Linked DNA regions of Homo sapiens: region 1 is linked to region 2. The links are chromatin contacts, found by Hi-C or POLR2A ChIA-PET in ENCODE. All regions are on one chromosome and are shown on one strand. Each heading gives the region's core, a stretch centred on a gene start or an enhancer-like site at or near the end of the contact. The rest is flanking DNA. Distances are from core to core; before and after follow the strand shown. Region 1 has its middle 25 kb from the start of KEAP1. Region 2 holds the start of ICAM1 (intercellular adhesion molecule 1).

What was found. Hi-C counts contacts between places; a loop is a spot of excess contacts on that map. ChIA-PET counts read pairs that join two places held with the same protein, here RNA polymerase II (POLR2A). Pooled maps may share reads with other maps.
Region 1: a loop to region 2 is called in a pooled map, with 4 times the contacts of the local background. The contact joins the enhancer-like site here to the promoter of ICAM1 in region 2. A Hi-C loop is called at or near these places in 1 of 168 maps with a recorded cell type or tissue (naive thymus-derived CD4-positive, alpha-beta T cell), 1 of 37 single-sample maps with no recorded cell type and 7 of 50 pooled maps. POLR2A ChIA-PET finds 5 or more read pairs at or near these places in 1 of 52 experiments (HepG2).

What each region holds. Positions count from the first base shown.
Region 1 is chr19:10,475,496-10,482,009 of GRCh38, forward strand. No RefSeq gene overlaps it. Among named protein-coding and RNA genes, the nearest start is that of KEAP1, 25 kb to the right of the region's middle. RefSeq lists an enhancer at 3,748-3,817. Within about 2 kb of position 3,581, at least 6 of the 41 ENCODE cell types and tissues checked have a DNase peak (open chromatin) inside an H3K27ac peak, as active enhancers do.
Region 2 is chr19:10,269,506-10,275,722 of GRCh38, forward strand. It overlaps ICAM1 (intercellular adhesion molecule 1), which reads left to right and starts at 1,615. Exons shown (of 7, transcript NM_000201.3): 1 at 1,615-1,721; 2 at 5,260-5,523. The coding sequence starts at 1,655. The region is part of intron 1 of LIMASI (lncRNA inflammatory and mucous response associated, antisense to ICAM1); the gene reads right to left. RefSeq lists enhancers at 1,177-1,266, 2,177-2,416.

The sequences.
Region 1 (6,514 bases), core at 2,331-4,830, 210 kb after region 2:
GCCTGTTCAACAGTGATAGCTGTCCCCATACTTTTATGTTATTTCAGGTGCACGAAATCTTGAGATGTAGGTAGTATTTCTCCCTCTCTAACAGCATAAAAACGTGTCAGTGCCGGCCAGGTGTGGTGGCTCACGCCTGTAATCCCAGCACTTTGGACGTGGTGGCGGGCACCTGTAATCCCAGCTACTCGGGAGGCTGAGGCAGGATAGTCCCTTGAACCTGGAAGGTGGAGGTTGCAGTGAGCTGAGATCATGCCACTGCACTCCAGCCTGGGCAACAAGAGTGAAATTCCATCTCAAACAACAACAAAAAAAAGTCAATGCAAATCAAAATAAGACATTTATTTTTTATTTTCTTTTGCAAAGCATTTTCACAGCTCATTTCTGTTCGTGCAAGCTAGAACATACAGCTTTCCAGGAATGGTCTGACAATATTTATCAAAAACATAACCAGCTGGGCGCAGTGGCTCTTGCCTGGAATCTCAGCACTTTTGGAGGCTGAGGTGGGAGGATCATTTAAGCCTAGGAATTCAAAACCAGCCTGGGTGACATAGTGAGACATGTCTGTCTGTCTTTCTTTCTTTCTTTCTTTCTTTCTTTCTTTCTTTCTTTCTTTCTTTCTTTCTTTTTCTTTCTTTCTTTCTTTCTCTCCTTCCTTCCTTCCTTCTTTCCTTCCTTCCTTCCTTCCTTCTTTCTTTTCTTTCTTTCGAGACAAGATCTCACTCTGTTATCCAGGCTCCAGGCTGCAGTGGCTAATTGCAGACTCAACCTCCTTAGGCTCAGGTGATCCTCCCAACTCAGCCTCCCAAGTAGCTGGTATTAGAAGCATCTGCCACCATGCCAGGCTAAATTTTTTTTTTTTTTTTTTTTTGCTCTTTTGTAGAGATGGAGTCTCGCCATGTTGCCCAGGCTGTTCTCAAACTCCTGGACTCAAGCGATCCTCCTGCCTCGCCCCCCCAAAGTGCTGGGATTACAGGTGTCAACCATCGCACCTAGACCTGAGACATGTTTCTAAAAAAAATTTTTTTTTTGAGACAATGTTTCACTCTTGTTGCCCAGGCTGGAGTGCAATGGTGTGATCTTGGCTCACTGCAACCTCGGCCTCCCGGGTTCAAGCGATTCTCCTGCCTCAGCCTCCCAAGTAGCTGGGACTGCAGGCACCCACCACCACGCCCGGCTAATTTTTTTATTTTTAGTAGAGATGGGGTTTCACCATGTTGTCCTGGCTGGTCTTGAACTCCTGACCCCAGGTGATCCGCCCGCCTTGGCCTCCTAAAGTGCTGGGATTACAGGCGTTAGCCACAGTGCCCGGCCAAAAATTTTTTTTTTTTTTTAGACGGAGTTTCGCTCTTGTCGCCCAGGCTGGAGTGCAATGGCACGATCTCAGCTCACCGCAACCTCTGCCTTCCGGGTTCAAGCAATTCCCCTGCCTCAGCCTCCCAGGTAGCTGGGACTACAGGGATGCGCCATGACGCCCGACTAATTTTTGTATTTTTAGTAGAAACAGGGTTTCACCATCTTGGCCAGGCTGGTCTCGAGCTGCTGACCTCATGATCCACCCGCCTCGACCTCCCAAAGTGCTGGAATTACAGGCATGAGCCACCGTGCCTGGCCAAAAAATATTTTTTTAAAGATGCAACTGCTTGGCCAGGCACGGTGGCTCATGCGTGTAATCCCAGTACTTTGGGAGGCCAAGGTGGGAGGATCACCTGAGGTCAGGAGTTCAAGACCAGCCTGGCCAACATGGTGAAACCAACCTCATCTCCACAAAAATAACAAAATTAGCCAGGCATGATGGTGGGTGCCTGTAATCCCAGCTACTCCAGAGGCTGAGGTGGGAGAATCGCTTGAACCCATGAGGTGGAGGGTGCAGTGAGCCGAGATCGTGCCGTTGCCCTCCAGCCTGGGTGACAGAGTGAGACTGTCTAAAAAAAAAAAAAAAAAAAAGATGCAAAGATGCAAATGCTCAAATATCTAAAGTAAAAAATGTCTCTATTCTCCTTGGTCAGAATAGTGAAGAATTATTAATAATCCAGGTGACCACTATTAAGGAGTTATTAAATTACTTTTCACCTATATGATGGAATAATATGCAACCATTAAAAATGATCAAGTGGGCTGGGCGCAGTGACTTACGCCTGTAATCCTAGCACTTTTGGAGACCGAGGCTCGTGGATTGCCTGAGCTCAGGAGTTCGAGACCAGCCTGGGCAACACAGTGAAACCCTGTCTCTACTAAAATACAAAAAATTAGACGGGCGTGGCAGTATGCGCCTATAGTCCCAGCTACCCGGGAGGCTGAAGCAGGAGAACTGCTTGAACCCAGGAGGCCGAGGTTGCAGTGAGCCGAGATTGTGCCACTGCACTCCAGCCTGGGCAACAGAGCAAGACTCCGTCTCCAAAAAAAAAAAAAAAAAAAAAAAATCAGGTGGATCTATGTTTATTGAAATGGCCAGAGATATTCACAGTCAGAACAGCAGGTTTCAAAATATTCTGTATTATATGATCCTACTGAAAAGTAACATGCAGAGAAAAGGCAGTTACCCATCCAGATATTCACAGTGTCTCCAGTGGTGGGATTAAGAAAGATCTGTGTCTTCAAACACTGCGGAAGGCCGCAGGGTCCTCTGCCTAGGAAAACCAGAGACCTTTGTTCATATGTTTATCTGCTAACCTTCTCTCCACTATTGTCCTATGACCCTGCCAAATCCCCCTCTCCGAGAAACACCCAAGAATGATCAATAAATACTAAAATAATTTTTTAAAAAAGAAAGATCTGTGTCTTGTGTAGTCTTTGACATTTTCTGAACATTTTGCAATGAGCATATATTACATTCATTGATGATCGATTGATTGGGACAGGGTCTCATTTGTCACCCAGACTGGAGTGTAGTGGTGCAATCACAGCTGACTGCAGTCTCGACCTCTCAGGCTCAAGCAATCCTCCTGCCTCAGCCTCCCAAATAGCTGACAGGCACCTGCCCCTGCCCCCAGCTACTTAAAAAAACTTTTTGTAAAGATGGGTTCTCACTATGTCGCCCAAGCTGGTCTCAAACTCCTGGGCTCAAGCGATCCTCCTGCCTCAGTGTTGGGATTACAGGCGTGAGTCACTGCACCCAGTCTATATTACTTTTATAATCAGAAAGTTATTTTATAATCAGGGGAAATGAAAAACATCTGGTATTTATTATCTGGGAGGCACAAAAACGTGGTGGATAAGCACACAGATTCTAGATTCAGCTTTCCTGGATTTTGGCTCCAACTCAGCCAAGTTAATGGCTGGGTTAGTCTGGGCAGGTTACTGGCCAAGGGGGGAAACCATGCCTCAGTTTCCCCCATTGTAAAATCCAAATAACAATAGCTTAGGTTTACCGAGAGGTTGTTATGTGACAAGCACTGTTTGTTTTACGTAAATCATCGAGGTAAATGCTCACAACAGCCCTATTAAGTAAGTACTATTATTATAAAAAGGGTCACAGGCATAGGCAGGGAAGGAGGTAGGGCTGGGAGTCGGAGCCCGTGAGCGCCCCCTAGAGTAGGGCTAAGGGGCGGGGGGGCGGGCTACAGCAGAATAGGGACCCAGCGCACTCGCAGAACGAGGGGGGAGGCGAGGCGAGAACGAGCGGGAGTTTTTTTCCCGACTACGATTGGCTGGTGTAATTGTCATCACTTGAAAAGGCAGCCAATGAGAGGCGCGGTCGCCTCGCTGGTGGAAGCCGAGAGCTGAGCGAAGTGAGGCGTGCGGAGCCAAAGGCGCTAGAGCGATAGCGGGAGCCCCGGACCCCGAAGCGGTTGAGGGGATCCAGGCCTCACAACGTCTTGAGAGTGGCCCCAGCGTCGTTCCTAGTCTCTTCGGCAGACCCCAGCGTCGTCCTTCTTTTCCTGAGAATATCCTGACACCAGTCGCCCGTTCCAGAAGGGGACACTTGGCGTCATCCCTTTTTTTCTGAGTGACCCCAGAGTCGTCCTCACTTCCTGAGGGGGATCCTGGCGTCATCCGCCCTTCTTGAGGGGACCCTGCTGTCACTACCCTGTCCTGATGGCCAGCACCGCATTGTCCTTTCTTCCCGCGGGAAACCCGGACATCATCCCCTCTTTCTGGCGGGGACCCCCATGCCATTATCCCCTCCTGAGGAGACCCCAGAGCCAGAGCCGTCCCCCCTTCCTCAAGGCTCCCCAGCGTTGTTTCTTCTTCCCGAGAAGGGGCCTGGTGCTGTTCCCCGTTTCCAGAGTGTTTCCTATCGTTGTCCTCCCCACACTCAGAAGGCATCTGTCATCCCCCCTTTTTCTGAGATCAGTCCCTTCCTCCTTTCCAGTTTAAGGCCGACCCCTGCAAACGCTTCTGTGGCACCCATAGATAGAAGGCCCAAAGACCCCCCTGTGCTCCCTTGCCCCCAATTGAGCAGACGGGAAGGCAAAAGACTCAGCTCACCCCATGAAGATGGGAAGAAACCGAAACTAGCTGATGAAGGAACTCACTATGCCACATGAGAAATCATTTAGGGCCGGGCGCAGTGGCTCACGCCCATAATCCCAGAACTTTGGGAGGCCGAGGTTATCATATAAGATCAGGAGTTCGAGACCAGCCTGGCCAACATGGTGAAAACCCGCCTCTACTAAAAAATACAAAAATTAGCCGGGAGTGGCGGTATGGGCCTGTAATCCCAGATACTCAGGAGGCTGAGGTAGGAGAATCGCTTGAACCCAGCAGGTGGAGGTTGCAGTGAGCCGAGATCACACCACTGCATTCCAGCCTGGGCAACAGAGTGAGACTCCATCTCAAAAAGAATAAATAAATAAAAAGAATTTGCCAGTCAACAACAATTTTTTTTTCTTGCCTCCCGGGTTCACGCCATTCTCCTGCCTCAGCCTCCCGAGTAGCTGGGACTATGGGTGCCTGCCACCACGCCCGGCTAATTTTTTGTATTTTTAGTAGAGACGGGGTTTCACCGTGTTAGCCAGGATGGTCTCGATCTCCTGACCTCGTGATCCGCCCACCTCGGCCTACCAAAGTGCTGGGATTACAGGTGTGAGCCACCGCGCCCGGTCAAATACAAAATTTTAAAACAACTTTTATATATACTCAGTTAAGGCAGACAAAACAAGTCTCTGATTATTTCATTCACTGAGGCAATATTAATTTTTGAGACACTTCCACACAGATTTACATTTTAAAAAAAATGTCAGGTGCGGTGGCTCACTCACACCTGTAATCCCAGCACTTTGGGAGGCTGAGGCGGGCGGATCACGAGGTCAGGAGATCGAGACCATCCCGGCTAAAATGGTGAAACCCCGTCTCTACTAAAAATACAAAAAATTAGCCGGGCGTAGTGGCGGGCGCCTGTAGTCCCAGCTACTTGGGAGGCTGAGGCAGGAGAATGGCGTGAACCCGGGAGGCGGAGCTTGCAGTGAGCCGAGATCGCGCCACTGCACTCCAGCCTGGGCGACAGAGCGAGACTCCGTCTCAAAAAAAAAAAAAAAAAAAAAAAAGGAAACTTAAGGGCCAGGCACGGTGGTTCACGCCTGTAATCCCAGCACTTTGGGAGGCCGAGGTGGGCAGATCACCTGAGGTCAGAAGTTCGAGACCAACCTGACCAACATGGAGAAACCCCGTCACTACTAAAAATACAAAATTAGCCAGGCGTGGTGGTGCATGCCTGTAATCCCAGCTACTCGGGAGGCTGAGGCAGGAGAATTGCTTGAACCGGGGAGGCAGAGGTTGCAGTGAGCCAAGATCACACCATTGCACTCCAGCCTGGGTAACAAGAGCGAAACTCTGTCTCAAAAAAAAAAAAAAAAAAAAAAAAAAAAAAAAGAGGCTGGGGGGTGGCTCATGCCTGTAATCCCAGCACTTTGGGAGGCCAAGGAGGGCAGATCAGGAGGTCAGGAGATCGAAACCATCCTGGCCAACATGGTGAAACCCCGTCTCTACTAAAAAAAAAATACAAAAAATTAGCTGAGCGAGGTGGCTGATGCCTGTAGTCCCAGCTACTCGGGAGGCTGAAGCAGAATGGCGTGAACCTGGGAGGCGGAGCTTGCAGTGAGCTGAGATCGCGCCACTGCACTCCAGCCTGGGCGACAGAGCGAGACTCCGTCTCAAAAAAAAGAAAGGGAAACTTAAAATATTCATAAAGATTAATCGAGTGAAAGGCCAGGTGCCGTGGCTCACGCCTGTAATCCCAGCACTTTGGGAGGCCGAGGAGGGCGGATCATGAGGTCAGGAGATCGAGACCATCCTGGCTAACACGGTGAAACCCCGTCTCTACTAAAAATACAAAAAATTAGCCGGGCGCGGTGGCGGGCACCTGTAGTCCCAGCTACTCGGGAGGCTGAGGCAGGAGACTGGCATGAACCTGGGAGGCGGAGCTTGCAGTGAGCCGAGATAGCGGCACTGCAATCCGGCCTGGGAGAAAGAGCGAGACTCCATCTCAAAAAAAATAAAAAATAAAATAACTGAGTGAAGGGGGACAGGTGCTTTGGCTTATGCCTATAATCCCAGCCCTTTGGGAGGCTGA
Region 2 (6,217 bases), core at 365-2,864:
CCCCAGTACCTGGAAGGACGCCAAGCACACAGTAGGCGCTTAAAAAACATTGAGCCACATGTTGAGAAAAGAACGGCACCATTGTGGCTGCAAGTGGGACTTGGGCCGCGCGGGGGAGCTCGCGCACCTCGGGCCGGGGCAAGAGCTCAGTGGAACCCGCCCGAGGAAGAACCCGTGGCGCAGGATTTTCCCAGGCCTTCTGAGGACCAGGGGCGTCCCCCGTCCCACCCTGTGACTTTGCTCAGGCCGTTCCGGGGCGGGAATTCAGAACTCCTCAGCCCCCCAAGAAAAAAATATCCCCGTGGAAATTCCTTGGGAATGACCGAGGCGGGGGAAATATGCGTCTCTGGATGGCCAGTGACTCGCAGCCCCCTTCCCCGATAGGAAGGGCCTGCGCGTCCGGGGACCCTTCGCTTCCCCTTCTGCTGCGCGACCTCCCTGGCCCCTCGGAGATCTCCATGGCGACGCCGCGCGCGCCCCACAACAGGAAAGCCTTAGGCGGCGCGGCTTGGTGCTCGGAGACTTAAGAGTACCCAGCCTCGACGTGGTGGATGTCGAGTCTTGGGGTCACACGCACAGGCGGTGGCCAAGCAAACACCCGCTCATATTTAGTGCATGAGCCTGGGTTCGAGTTGCCGGAGCCTCGCGCGTAGGGCAGGGGTTCGAGCGCCCCTTCTCCCTGCCTCGCCTCTGCGCCTGGGGGCTGCTGCCTCAGTTTCCCAGCGACAGGCAGGGATTTCGAGCGTCCCCCTCCCCTCCCTCGTCAAGATCCAAGCTAGCTGCCTCAGTTTCCCCGCGGAGCCTGGGACGCCAGCGGAGGGGCTCGGCGCGTAGGGATCACGCAGCTTCCTTCCTTTTTCTGGGAGCTGTAAAGACGCCTCCGCGGCCAAGGCCGAAAGGGGAAGCGAGGAGGCCGCCGGGGTGAGTGCCCTCGGGTGTAGAGAGAGGACGCCGATTTCCCCGGACGTGGTGAGACCGCGCTTCGTCACTCCCACGGTTAGCGGTCGCCGGGAGGTGCCTGGCTCTGCTCTGGCCGCTTCTCGAGAAATGCCCGTGTCAGCTAGGTGTGGACGTGACCTAGGGGGAGGGGCATCCCTCAGTGGAGGGAGCCCGGGGAGGATTCCTGGGCCCCCACCCAGGCAGGGGGCTCATCCACTCGATTAAAGAGGCCTGCGTAAGCTGGAGAGGGAGGACTTGAGTTCGGACCCCCTCGCAGCCTGGAGTCTCAGTTTACCGCTTTGTGAAATGGACACAATAACAGTCTCCACTCTCCGGGGAAGTTGGCAGTATTTAAAAGTACTTAATAAACCGCTTAGCGCGGTGTAGACCGTGATTCAAGCTTAGCCTGGCCGGGAAACGGGAGGCGTGGAGGCCGGGAGCAGCCCCCGGGGTCATCGCCCTGCCACCGCCGCCCGATTGCTTTAGCTTGGAAATTCCGGAGCTGAAGCGGCCAGCGAGGGAGGATGACCCTCTCGGCCCGGGCACCCTGTCAGTCCGGAAATAACTGCAGCATTTGTTCCGGAGGGGAAGGCGCGAGGTTTCCGGGAAAGCAGCACCGCCCCTTGGCCCCCAGGTGGCTAGCGCTATAAAGGATCACGCGCCCCAGTCGACGCTGAGCTCCTCTGCTACTCAGAGTTGCAACCTCAGCCTCGCTATGGCTCCCAGCAGCCCCCGGCCCGCGCTGCCCGCACTCCTGGTCCTGCTCGGGGCTCTGTTCCCAGGTGAGTCGGGGTGGGGATTGCCGTCGGGCCAGTTCTCCGAAGCCCCGGGAGGACCGGCTCCCGGGTCAGGTCATGCATGCTTAGGTAGCTGTTTATGGGAAGGAGGGGCTAGAGACAGCGATTGAAAGGCAACAGCCAGTAGGTTCGAATCCAGACCCTGCATACCTCCACGTGTGGCCTTGGGCTATAGATTGCAGCTTTAAAAAAGGGTAGGGGGTTGGAGATGGAGGGGAGGGGCGGGCCTCGTTTTGTTGCCCAGGCCGGTCTTGAACTCCGGGGGTCTAGCCTTACCTCCTGCCTCAGCCTCCCGAGTAGCTGGGATGAGAGGTGTGAACCACCGCCTTGCTTGGCTAGATTGCGTCTCTTACAGTTTCTCAGCTGTAAAACGGGAAACGTTATAGCGGCCACCTGGCAGGGTATCTTGGCCCAGCGCAGCACCTGGCCCCAGGACTCGATCATGATGGTTTGGGAACTTGGCTCTGTGCCAACCCAACAAGGCTTAAGGGACCCCCACCCCCCTCAAGATGTATATTCTGTTCCTCATCCTCTCTGCCCCTGGGGAAGTCCAGGGCTGCTTCTACTTGGGGGAATTCCAGAGCTGACTTATCCGTGGCCCAAAGCTGAGAAGTGGGACGCCCCAGCACACCCTCCCCCAGCTCCAGCCCAGCTAGGGAAGAGGGAAGGGGTCAGAGGGTCTTTCATGGTGGTGTAAGTTTGGGGAACCAGGAGGGTGGGAGATTGACAGCTTGGTTAACAGCTCAACAAAGCCTGAGATCCAGGCCAGCACGGTAGTTCATGCCAGTAATCCCAACACTTTAGGAGCCCCAGGCGGGCGAATCACTTAAGGTCAGGAGTTTGAGACCAGCCTGGCCAACATGGCAACATCCCGTCTCTACTAAAAATACAAAAATTAGCTGGCATGGTGGTGGGCGCCTGTGATCCCAGCTGCTCGGGAGGCTGAGGGAGGAAAATCCCTTAAGCCCACGAGGCTGAGGTTGCAGTGAACCAAGATTGTGCCACTGCACTCCAGCCTGGGAGACATAGCGAGATTCTGTCTCAAAAAACAAAGCGTTCTGATCCGGACTCAGACCCAGATCGCACTGCTTTCTAGCTGAGTAACCATTTCTCTCTATGAAATGGGAATGGTCCCAGAATCTCCCTTGGAGAATGTATGGAGCCAGTGTCCTCACACCCCCATCCAAGATAGAACAAATCTGAGACAGGAATCTTTGAGTGAGGCAGTGCTGGGCTCAGACATTTTTTCCCACCTTCGGAGGCAGCAGAATCTGAGGGACCTGATCCAAATAAGCCCCTTCTTTCTTTCTTTTCTTTTCTTTTTTTTTTTTTTTTTTTTTTGAGACGGAGTCTCACTCTGTCGCCCAGGCTGGAGTGCAGTGGCGTGATCTCGGCTCACTGCAACCTCTGCCTCCCAGGTTCAAACGATTCTCCTGCCTCAGCCTCCCTGAGTAGCTGGGACTACAGGCATGTGCCATCACACCCGGCTAATCACTGTGTTAGCCAGGATGGTCTCGATTTCCTGACCTCATGATCTGCCCACCCTGCCTCCCAAAGTGCTGGGATTACATGCGTGAGCCACAGTGCCCACCCCGTAAGCCCCTTCTTTCTTACCTGCAAGGTAGCCAGTTGCTACCCATCCTGTGCTGAGTTACTTGTATTAGCAAGGGATGGGGTGGCTATACTCACCCACCTTACAGATGGGGAAATTGAGGCCCAAAGAGGGGGAAACTACGTGTCTCAGGGAGTGAGGAGCCAGTCTGATTCCTGGAGGGCTGACTGTCTCCACCTGACTTCTTAGGAGGGAGGAGGGCACCAACTTCACATTAAAATCTGGTTGGACACAGTGGCTCACACCTGTAATCCTGGCATTTTGGGAGGCTTAGGCGGGAGGATCACTTGAGGCCAGGAGTTTGAGACCAGCCTTAGCAACATAGTGAGACCCCATCTCTACAAAAATGTTTTTCAGGGCCAGGCGCGGTGGCTCACACCTATAATCCCAGCACTTTGGGAGGCTGAGGCGGGCGGATTACCTGAGGTCAGGAGTTTGAGACCAGCCTGACCAACATGGAGAAACCCCGTCTCTACTAAAAGTACAAAATTACCCGGGCGTGGTGGCGCATGCCTGTAATCCCAGCTACTCGGGAGGCTGAGGCAGGAGAATCGCTTGAACCTGGGAGGCGGAGGTTGCGGTGAACTGAGATCGTGCCATTGCACTCCAGCCTGGGCAACAAGAGCTAAACTCCGTCTCAAAAAAAAAAAAATGTTTTTCAAATATTAGCCGGGTATGGTGGTGTCCTGTAGTCCCAGCTACTTGGGAGGCTGAGATGGGAGGATCACTTGAGCCCAGGAGTTCAAGGTTACAGTGAGCTATGATTGTGCCACTGTATTCCAGCCTGGGTAACAGAGGGAGACCCGTTTAAAAAAAAAAAAGTGATGGCTAAAGTCCTTCCATGGCTCCCTATTGCCCTCAGTATAAAGAACACATGTGGCTGGGCGTGGTGGTTCACGCCTGTAATCCCAGCACTTTGGGAGGCTGAGGCGGGCGGATCACTTGAGGCCAGGAGTTTGAGAGCAGGCTGGCCGACGTGGCGAAACCCCGTCTCTATTAAAAATACAAAAATTAGCTGGGCGTGGTGGTGCTTGCCTGTAATCCCAGATACTCTGGAGGCTGAGGCAGGAGAATCACTTGAACCCGGGAGGCAAAGGTTGCAGTGAGCTGAGATTGCGCCACTGCACTCCAGTCTGAGTGACAAAGCGAGACTCCATCTCAAAAAAAAAAAAAATAAAAGAACACATCTTTAGCATGGCCTTCAGTGCTCACGGGATCTTCCTGAATTAATCTCCCCCTCTTCATCCTTGCTCACTCAGCTCCAGCCACCCTGCCCCGGGACATCTGTACTTGCCTGGAACTTATTTCCCTTTTCTCCGGACAGCCAGCCCTTTCTCGTCATTTAGATCTCTGCTGAAACATTACCCTGTCACCAAAGCACTGTCTATTCTATCACCCTGTTTTGTTTTTGTCAAAGCTCATATTAACATCAGTTATTAATTATCTTGTTTGCTCATAATTTTTTTTTTTTTTTTTTTGGAGACAGAGTCTCGTTCTGTTGCTCAGGCTGGAGTGCAGTGGCACAATCTTGGCTCACTGTAACCTCCACCTCCCAGGTTCAAGTGATTCTTGTGCCTCAGCCTCCCAAATAGCTAGGACTACAGGCACGTCCCACCATGCCCAGCTAATTTTTGTATTTTTAGTGGAGACGGGGCTTTGTCATGTTGGCCAGGCTGATCTCAAATTCCTGACCTCAAGTGATCTGCCCGCCTTGGCCTCCCAAAGTGCTGGGATTACAGGCGTGAGCCACCACACCCGGCCTGCTCATGAATTTTCTCTTTAACTTCCACATCGAAGGCAAAGTATTGTCTTGTTAAGGCTGTGCCTCCAGCACCCAGCACAGGCTGGGCGCACATTCCCTTGATGAACCTGATTTGTAATGCCTGTCGCCTCTTCCCTCGTTTCTTCTAGGACCTGGCAATGCCCAGACATCTGTGTCCCCCTCAAAAGTCATCCTGCCCCGGGGAGGCTCCGTGCTGGTGACATGCAGCACCTCCTGTGACCAGCCCAAGTTGTTGGGCATAGAGACCCCGTTGCCTAAAAAGGAGTTGCTCCTGCCTGGGAACAACCGGAAGGTGTATGAACTGAGCAATGTGCAAGAAGATAGCCAACCAATGTGCTATTCAAACTGCCCTGATGGGCAGTCAACAGCTAAAACCTTCCTCACCGTGTACTGTGAGTAACTGAGCCCGGAGGGCTGGACTAGGCAGACCCGGTGGGAGAGACGTGCAGGGGCACCTGCAGAGGCCTGGGGGAATCTTTGCCACTTGCTCGTAGGGTCAAGGAGGGGCTCCTTGCAGGGCAGGTGGGGACATCCTTGGAAAGTCCCTTTGTGAATTTCTTTGGGTACAATTAAAGTATTTACAGGCTGGGTGCGGTGGCTCATGCCTGTAATCCCAGCACTTTGAGAGGCTGAGGCTGGCGGATCACCTGAGATCAGGAGTTTAAGTTTCGCCAACATGGCGAAACCCTGTCTCTGCTGAAAATACAAAAATCAGCCGGGCATGGTGTCAAGCGCCTGTAATCCCAGCTACTTGGAAGGCTGAGGCAGGAGAACGCTTGAACCTGAGAGGCAGAGATTGCAGTGAGCCGCGATCGTGCCAGTGCACTCCAGTCTGGATAACAGAGCAAGATTCCATCTCAAGAAAAAAAAAATGCCATCTCTCTATGCCTCACTCTTTGAACATATGACACGGTCCTGCTTCAGACACTTTAATAAAAGATGCAAATTAAGCCAAGTGTGGTGGCTTGTACCTATAATCCCAACTACTCCAGAGGCTGAGGCAGAAGGATGGTTTGAGCCCAGGAGTTTGAGACCAGCCTGGGCAACAGAGTGAGACCCTGTTTCTTTCTTTTTTTTTTTTTTTTT